Regions from separate parts of the Homo sapiens genome. Here region 1 is linked to region 2. A link is an interaction called in ENCODE POLR2A ChIA-PET data of the cell type or tissue named here. Cell type or tissue: IMR-90. All regions are shown on one strand. Each heading gives the region's core, and the rest is flanking DNA. Links, peaks and the distances in the headings are about the cores only.

The links. Peaks named below come from ENCODE experiments on the same cell type or tissue, not always from the same donor. Only the 100,000 strongest peaks of a DNase experiment are listed, where the experiment ranks them.
Region 1: POLR2A ChIA-PET joins it to region 2 with 7 read pairs; 3 of 35 experiments call an interaction of 5 or more read pairs at or near these places.

What each region holds. Positions count from the first base shown.
Region 1 is chr1:92,062,355-92,066,755 of GRCh38, forward strand. EPHX4 (epoxide hydrolase 4) reads left to right here. Exons shown (of 7, transcript NM_173567.5): 7 at 701-1,184. The coding sequence ends at 932. It also overlaps the pseudogene LPCAT2BP. Among named protein-coding and RNA genes, the nearest start is that of SETSIP, 11 kb to the right of the region's middle. In IMR-90, for the core only: no CTCF peak of the experiment used is centred there; no DNase peak of the experiment used is centred there.
Region 2 is chr1:92,116,421-92,120,821 of GRCh38, forward strand. The region is part of intron 4 of BTBD8 (BTB domain containing 8); the gene reads left to right. Among named protein-coding and RNA genes, the nearest start is that of BTBD8, 38 kb to the left of the region's middle. In IMR-90, for the core only: no CTCF peak of the experiment used is centred there; a DNase peak (open chromatin) is centred at 2,621.

The DNA of each region.
Region 1 (4,401 bases), core at 277-4,276, 54 kb before region 2:
GCGGGTGGATCAAGAGGTCAGGAGTTCAAGACCAGCCTGGCCAAGATGGTGAAACCGCATCTCTACTAAAAATACAAAAAATTAGCCAGGCGCATTGGCAGGCACCTGTAGTCCCAGCTACTCAGGAGGCTGAGGAAGGAGAATCATTTGAACCCGGAGGGTGGAGGTTGCAGTGAGCCAAGATCGTGCCATTGCACTCCAGCCTGGGTGACAGAGTGAAACTCCATCTCAAAAAAAAAAAAAAAAAAAAAAAAAAGAAACAAATTACTCCTCATAGTGATGAATTTCCTATTTAACTTACAGCTTTTATTATACATTTTACTAGCCTCATCCAATTTAAATTTTACTGGGTCTTTTCTTAAATAGCCTTTTAAATATTTTATAGTAAATGTTGATTACTTAATGCATTGTTTCTCAATCACTTTTTCATTATCACTTTCCTAAGGAGCCTTTTTAGACTTTTTTTTCCCTAATCACCCCCACCCTGTGAAATTTTAGTATCTGTTTATGTACTGTATGTATATCCATGCTTTATATATGCAAAGGGTAAGATTTTTTTCACCCTCCCAAGAACACAATTTTCACCCTTTTAGAGGCAAGATTGCTCACTTCAAGAATGTATGACCTACTGGGGCACTATAGGAAAATGTCATTTTAACTTTGACAGTGAATCTCAAGCCCATGTATTTTGTTTTTATAGCTGCCTGCCTCTCAAACATCACATGGTGACCACTCCAACACTACTACTGTGGGGAGAGAATGACGCATTCATGGAGGTTGAGATGGCTGAAGTCACAAAGATTTATGTTAAAAACTATTTCAGGCTAACTATTTTGTCAGAAGCCAGTCATTGGCTTCAGCAAGACCAACCTGACATAGTGAACAAATTGATATGGACATTTCTAAAAGAAGAAACAAGAAAAAAAGATTGACTTTTCTTTATCTTCTATGAAGGGTCTGTAATGAAATCTCTAAATAATTTTTAAAAATTGTTCATCAACTTCTTTATGTTTTATTAGAAAAAAACTGTTTTAATGTGCTTTATCATAAATAAATATCCTGACAAATGGTATTGAAAAAAATCTGAGATCATGTGAACATATAATACAATGTTGATTTTCTTCTGGTGTATTTTGCACAGACAAGCATCTGCCTTAAAATATATACACTTGTACAAAAAGGAAGTTTGGAGTAAGTGCTTCCATTTTGGTTTCTTGCTTTTTTTTACTCTGTTAACATATGGTGCCTTTTACAAATGTATATTAAAGATTAGCTGTGCCATATTATAAGGCAAACCTGAAATAATATAAATTTTCATTCTATTGTTCAAAAATTCTTTTTACTATTTTTAACCATTAAAAAGTTATATTATCGAATCTCTTTGGATTTATAGTATATCTATTAGTTTGAAGGCAAATATAGCTAAATGAATATGCATTTTTAAAATGGGCCATATACTATTTATACTGGGAACATTAAACCATTTTTTAAAGCTGACATCTTGGCTGGGCGTGGTGGCTCATGCCTGTAATCTCAGCACTGTGGGAAGCCAAGGCGGGAGAATCACTTGAGACCAGGAGTTTGAGACCAGCCTGGCCAACATGGTAAAACCTCATCTCTACCAAAAATAAATAAAAAATAAAAGTGGGCAGGCGTAGGCGTGCACACCTGAAGTCCCAGCTACTCATGAGGCTGAGGTGAGAAGATCGCTTGTGTCCAGGAGCTTGAGGTTGCAGTGAGCCATGATTGGGCCATTGCACTCCAGCCTGGGCAATGGAGTGAGACCCTGTTGGAACGGAAAGGGAAAGGGAGAGGGAAAAGGAAGGAAAGGATCCTTTTACCCCATTCAATGCAACGAGAATTGAATATTACACATCTTATATGCACTAGAATCTAAGCTCCACAGGGCAGGGATTTTTTTGTTGTTTTATTAACTGATACATATTCAAGTCTAGACTAAGGGCCTGGCATATTGTAGGCACTCAAACATTTGCTTAATGAATAAATAATATATCTGGCACACTGCTAGGCACTGCGGGGGGGTGGGGAATATAAAAGAAAGATAAGGTGGTAACATAGAACTTTCCCATAAGAAGCCTTAAGGGCTGGGTGTGGTGGCTCATGCTTGTAATTCCAGCACTTTGGGAGGCTGAGATGGGTGGATCACCTGAGGTCAGGAGTTCGAGACCAGCCTGGCCAACATGGTGAAACCTCATCTCTACCAAAAATACAAAAATTAGCCGGGGATGGTGGCAAATGCCTGTAATCCCAGCTACTTGGGAGGCTGAGGCAGGAGAATTGCTTGAACCTGGGAGGCAGAGGTTGCAGTGAGCCAAGATTGCACCACTGCATTCCAGCCTGGGCAACAAGAGCAAAAAAAAAAAAAAAAAAAAAAAAAAAAAAAAAAAAAAAGACGCATACATAGAATGCAGTCAAATTAAATAAAGGTTCAAGAGTAGAAATGAACATTATAAGTAAGAGTTGAAAAGAGTTACAGAATAGAGAACAATACCAACTCAGGGGACTACTACTCATTCTTTTGGGTTGTTCCCCTTTAACATGGGAGGCAACCAGTAACACTGCCAAATCACATCACAGAACAAATAAGCCCTAAATTGGTGAAAGGATTGCTTCCCTCATTAAGCATAGTTCTGATCGTGACAGAACAAAGGAGAATGTCCCTAAGAATTCTCATTACTGTATCACAGCAAGTTGTATTTACAACAAAAATCCAATTCTCTATACAACACATTGCTTCGTAACAACATGCAAGGTAGGTATCACCAATTTATAAATAGTAAAAATGTGATTTAACGTGTAACTTTGCCAATGCCCATAGTGTAAGTTCTGGAGCTAGGATCTGACCTAGAGCCATCTGGTGGTAAAGCCCATGATCCCACTTACACCAGATACCATTTAGCAGACTTGTGGTATCCACGCCACTCTTCCTGTTTCAGCAGTAATCTGGTGTGTTTCAATAGATGGCCATATCTCTCAGGAACCTACAATTTGACTTTTAATTTTGGGAGGGAAAAGGAATTCAAATTAGCCATTAGTAAACATAGGAATATTCTATAGAGCATTGTCAGAGTTGCAAATGCCACAAGGTATAGAAAAATCCTGGTTCATACCAACTTGTTGCTTCCCTCTTGATCCCTCCAGAAGGGCAGCAACAAGGGAAAGAATGGGACGTGTTGACACAGTAAAGTAATCCTGACTTATTTTAATAAAAACCTGTTACTGACAAAGGTGATTTTAAGATTTGTTGTTGTTGCTACTTATGTCAGTTTAGGAAGCTGACAAGTTCATGTGGACTAATTTTAAGAATTTATCAATCAAACATTCCATGGGCAATTCCGGCCTATTACAATGAATGTACTCTAATTTTTAATAGATATGGAAAAGTACTTGTAACAGATATAAAGCCTCAAGGGTGCCATCTTGAGTTAAACCTCTTAGGATAAACAGTTATTACTATCTCTGTAGAAATCTATTGGTAGGGCAAGTAAGTGAATTTGATTTACTAGCTGCCAAAGCAGCTCACAGTAAATAAAAACAGGTAATGGCACCTAAATTAAAAGTTGTAATTATTAATAATATTCATCTATTCAAATTAATATATCCCTAGTAGTATATAATATATGCCTAATTTAACATCAGAAATTGCTATGTGAAAATAATTTATTAGGCATATGTCAAAAGCAAGATGTTTGCAAAAAAAGAAAGAAAGAATGTGCTGTTGATATGATTCAAATTCTCCTGTTACATCATTTACCATCTTTGATTTTTCTGATTTTAAAGGTAATGCAGCATTTTCTATTAACCTACAATTTCCTCTAACAGTTCTAATTATGTGCAAACAGAAAAAGCAGTTGGATGTGGGGAAGGGTGCATGTCAAAGGCTGCCCCCAAATCCAGGCTACACACAGCCTGGGTCTGCTAAGTCGGTTTCACGGCTCTGCATCCACAGACTCTGAGTTGGAGGCGAAGGAGTCTGGGATCACGCAGGAGCTAATCAAGTCCTTGTATCCTCAGCAGACACGCCTCTGTGCATGGTGCTGGACCTGCATCATCCTCGTGGGTACGAATGTCCTGCATCGCCTTCCTCTTCATCTGGCCAGTGGCCATGCTTTCCACCTTTGGCTATCCTGCTCAAATCCTGCAACCCTGCCAAGAGTTGGAGAAAAAAAACTGGTGAAACCAGTACTCAAGCTCATGCTTCAGGTGGCTTTCTTTTTACTTGGGTTCCTGGCTAAAGTGAAAGGGAAAAAGGCAACCCAAGACAAGGCCCCTATCTTCGTTACAGCACCACGGTCCACTTTCTTTGACTCAATCCCCTGTGTGGTGGCAGGGTTACCCTCAGTGGTCTCTGCAAGTCAAAATGTGCAGATCCCATTGGCT
Region 2 (4,401 bases), core at 252-4,251:
TGGAGTATTGAAGTCTCCAAGTATCATTATAAATTTATTTCTCCTTTTAGTTCTGTCAGTTTTTGCTTCATGTATTTTGGAGCTCTATTATTTGTTACATACACATTTGGGATTGTTATTTCTTCATAATGAATTGAGTCCTTTTTATTATGAAATGTTGCTTTTTACCCCAGGTAATGTCACTTGTTGTGAAGTTTACTTTGGTTAATATCACCACTCCAGCTTTCTTATGATTAGTGTTTATGTGGTATTCTTTTTATATCCTTTAACTTCTAAACTTTGTCTTTATATTTAAAATTAATTTCTTTTAGATAGCAAATAGTTATGTCTTGCTTTTGCTATCCAGTCTCATAATCTCCTTTTAATTGGAGTAGACTATTTGACTATTTGTAATAATGTAGTTATTAATATGTTTGAGTGTAAGTCTACCATTGTACTTTTTTTTTTTTTATTGGATCACTCTCTGTTGCCCAGGCTGGAGTGCAGTGATACGATCATAGCTTCTGTAACCTTGAACTGCTGGGCTCAAGTGATCCTCTGGCCTCAGCCTCCTGAGTAGCTGGGACTGCAGGCATTTGCCATCATACTCAGCTAATTTAAAAAATTTTTTGTAGAGATGGGTTCTCGCATTATTGCTCAGGCTGGTCTTGAACTCCTGGCAGAAGGGAATCCTTCTGCCTCAGCCTCCCAAATTGCTGGGATTACAGGTGTGACCTACCATACTCAGCCCTAAAATGCTTTGTCTGTTAATTCCATCTTCTCTTGTCATTTCTGGGTCTGATAATATTGACTGATTTTTTCCCTCTTTTAATGTTCACATTTTGCTGCTGCTTCACATTACCTAATAAGTTTTTAATCAAATGCCAGACATTATAAATATTATGTTTTTGAATGTTTGAACTTTATTGTTTTTCTTGAAAAAGATTATTAAAGGTTTTTTTTTTAGCAGGCATTTAAGTTATTGTGGATCAGCTTCATGTTTATGAAGCTTCTTTTTAAATTTTGTTAGGGTGCATCTAGGATAGCCTTTGCTCTAAATGTTGTAAAGCCTTTCTACTGAGGCTTCTGGGATCTTTTCTTAGTGCCCCAAGTATTCAGTTCTGGCCGGAAGGAACTTGAATATCTGTCAGCCATATAGCTTCCTGGCTTTTATTCTTTGCCAGGCTTTGTGTAGTTTTACCTTATGCACACTCAAATTATATTCAGCCAAAGCTCAAGGGAGGGAGTATCTACTCTGATTTCTGCAGTTCTTCATGACTCCCTCTTCTATATTACTGCACCTCACAAATTTCAGCTGACTCAGCTTCTTGGGTCTCCTATATCATCTCCTCAGCTCAGCTAAGCCACAAGGCTCTGCTCGTTTGTCCTTCCTGTGCATTGACTAGAAACTGCTTCTAGGAAGAAAAGCATTGTGATTGTAGAGCTTACTTCATTTGTTTTTCTTCTCTTGTGGATCAGAGTCCTGTACTGCCTTTTTCCATGGTCATATTTTGTTCAATTTTCTAATTATTAAATGGAAGGTAGGGAAGTCCTATACTTATGGGTAGAAGCAGAATCCTAATTTTTTCTTAGTTGGCCTTATTTTTTAGAACAGTTCCAGATTTATGGACAAATTAAAAGAGTACAGTATTCTCGTATACCCCCACACCTAGTTCCTCATTATTAACATCTTATAGTACATTTGTTACAATTGAGTCAATATCAATACATTGTTATTAACTAAAGTCTGTAGTATATTCAGATTTCCTTGGTTTTTACCTAGTGTCCTTTTGTATTTGAGGAATCAATCCCCGATCTCACATTATGCTTAGTTGTCCTGTCTCCTTAGGCTCCTCTTGGCTGTAACAGTTTTTCAGACTTTCTTTTTTTTTTTTTTTTTTTTGATGACATTCCAGTTTGAGGAGTACTGGTCAGGTATTTTATAGAAATTCCCTTAAATGGAGTTTATCTGATGTTTTTCTCACAATTTCATGGATTATGGGTTTGGGACAGGAAGACCACAAAGATAAAGGGCCATTTTCATTATATCATATTAAAGGTACATGTGATCAACATGACATCACTGTTTATGTTAACCTTGATGATGACCTTGTTTTCATCTGGTTTCTCCACTATAAGTTACTCCTCTCCTCACTTCCCATTTCCAGACTCTGCTCTCTGGAAGGAAGTCACTGTGTGTAGCCCATATTTAAGTGATAGAAAGTAATGTTCTACCTCCTTGAACCAGGGGTATTATCCACATAAATTATTTGGAATTCTTCTGCACAAAAAACTTACCTCTTCTCCTCTACATATTAATTTATTCAATCACTTACATATATCAGTGTAGACTCATAGATACTTATTTTGTACTTTAGCTTATAATTTGGCTTTTCTTTCTTTCTTTTTTTTTTTTTTTTTGCTCTATTTGTTACAACTTTAGCTGTGGGAGCTCTTTCAGGTGGCTCTTGTGTCCCTTTTACTCCCTCAGTGTGTGTGTGTCTGTGTGTGTGTGTGTGTTGAGCATTTTCTTACTTTCTGGCACTGAAAGATATATCTGGTATAAAAGACAAACGATACACCTATCTACATGGGGCACTTACTGTGAATAGAACTTGCAGGACTGGAAGTTGCTTTCGGTGAGTCATTGAGTGAGTGGTGGGTGAATGTGAAGGCTCAGTTCATTACTGTACACTACTGTAGACTTTATAAATACTAAGGATACACACGAAATTTATTTTAAAAAACTATCTTCAATAATTAACCTTGGCTTATTGTAACTTTTCATTTTATAAACTTTTTAATTTTTTGAAACTTTTTACTCTTTTGTAATCACACTTAGCTTAATCACAAACATGTATAGCTGTACAAATTTTTTTCTTTTTTTCTTTTTTTTTTTTTTTTGAGACAGGGTCTTGCTCTGTCATCCAGGCTGGAGTACAGTGACGCGATCATGGGTCACTGCAGCCTTGACCTCTCTAGCTCCAGTGATCCTCCCACCTCAGCCTCTTGAGTAGCTGGGACCACAGGTGCACGCCACCACACCCAGCTAATTTTTGTATTTTTTGTAGAGACAAGTTCTTCCTGCGCTGGCCAGGCCAGTTTCACACGCCTGGGCTCAAACAGTCCTCCTGCCTCAATCTCCCCAAGTGCTAGGATTGCAGGTGTGAGCTGCCACATCTGGCTTTTTACTTTGTATCCTTATTCTATAAGCTCTTTTCTTTTCTTTTTTCTTTTTTTTTTTTGAGACGGAGTCTCGCTCTGTTGCCCAGGCTGGAGTGCAGTGGCGCGATCTCGGCTCACTGCAAGCTCCGCCTTCCGGGTTCACGCCGTTCTCCTGCCTCAGCATCCCGAGTAGCTGGGACTACAGGTGCCCGTCACCGAATTTTTTTTGTATTTTTAGTAGAGATGGGGTTTCACCGTGATCTCGATTTCCCGACTTCATGATCTGCCCGAGGGATTACAGGCGTGAGCCACTGCACCCGGCCCTTTTCTTTTTTTTTTTTTTTTTTTTTTTTTGAGACGGAGTCTCACTCTATTGCCCAGGCTGGAGTGCAATGGCGCTATCTTGGCTCGCTGCAACCTCTACCTCCTGGGTTCAAGCAATTCGCCTGCCTCAGCCTCTCGAGTAGCTGGGATTGCAGGCATGCACCACCACGCCCGGCTAATTTTTTGTATTTTAGTGGAGATGGGGTTTCACCATCTCTAACTTGAACTCCTGATCTCAAGTGATCCACCCGCCTCGGCCTTCAAAAGTGCTAGGATTACAGGTGTGAGCCACCGCGCCTGGCCTATACGCTTTTTTCTGTTAAAAAATATTTTTAAGTTTTTAAACTTTTGTTAAAAATTGAGACAGAAGCAAACACATTACTTACTAGGCCTACACAGAGCCAGGATTATCAGTATCAATCCCTTCCGCCTCCACATCATGTCCCACTGGAAGGTCTTCGGGGCAGTAACGGACATGGAGCTGTTATCTCCTAACATGCCTTCTTCTGGAATACCTCCTGAAAGACCTGCCTGAGGCTATTTAACAGTTAACTTTTTTTTTATATGTAAGTAGGAGTACTCTAAAATAACAATATAAAATGTAGTACAATAAAATAATAAGCCAGTAACGTAGTTGTTTATTATCAAGTATGTACTGTACATAATTGTATATGCTAGACTTTTATACAGCTGGCAGCACAGTAGGTTTATTTATACCAGCACCTCCACAAACATGTGAGTAATGCTTTGCACTTGACCTTCTGTCAGCTATGACATCCCTAGGTTGCAGGATTTTTCAGCTTCATTATAATCTTATGGGACCATCTTCATATGTGAGTGGTCTCTTGACCCAAACATTGTTATGTAGCACATGACTGTAAATTTTGGAATCACCTTGTCAGTATTTACAAAATAGCTTTCTGAGATTTAGTG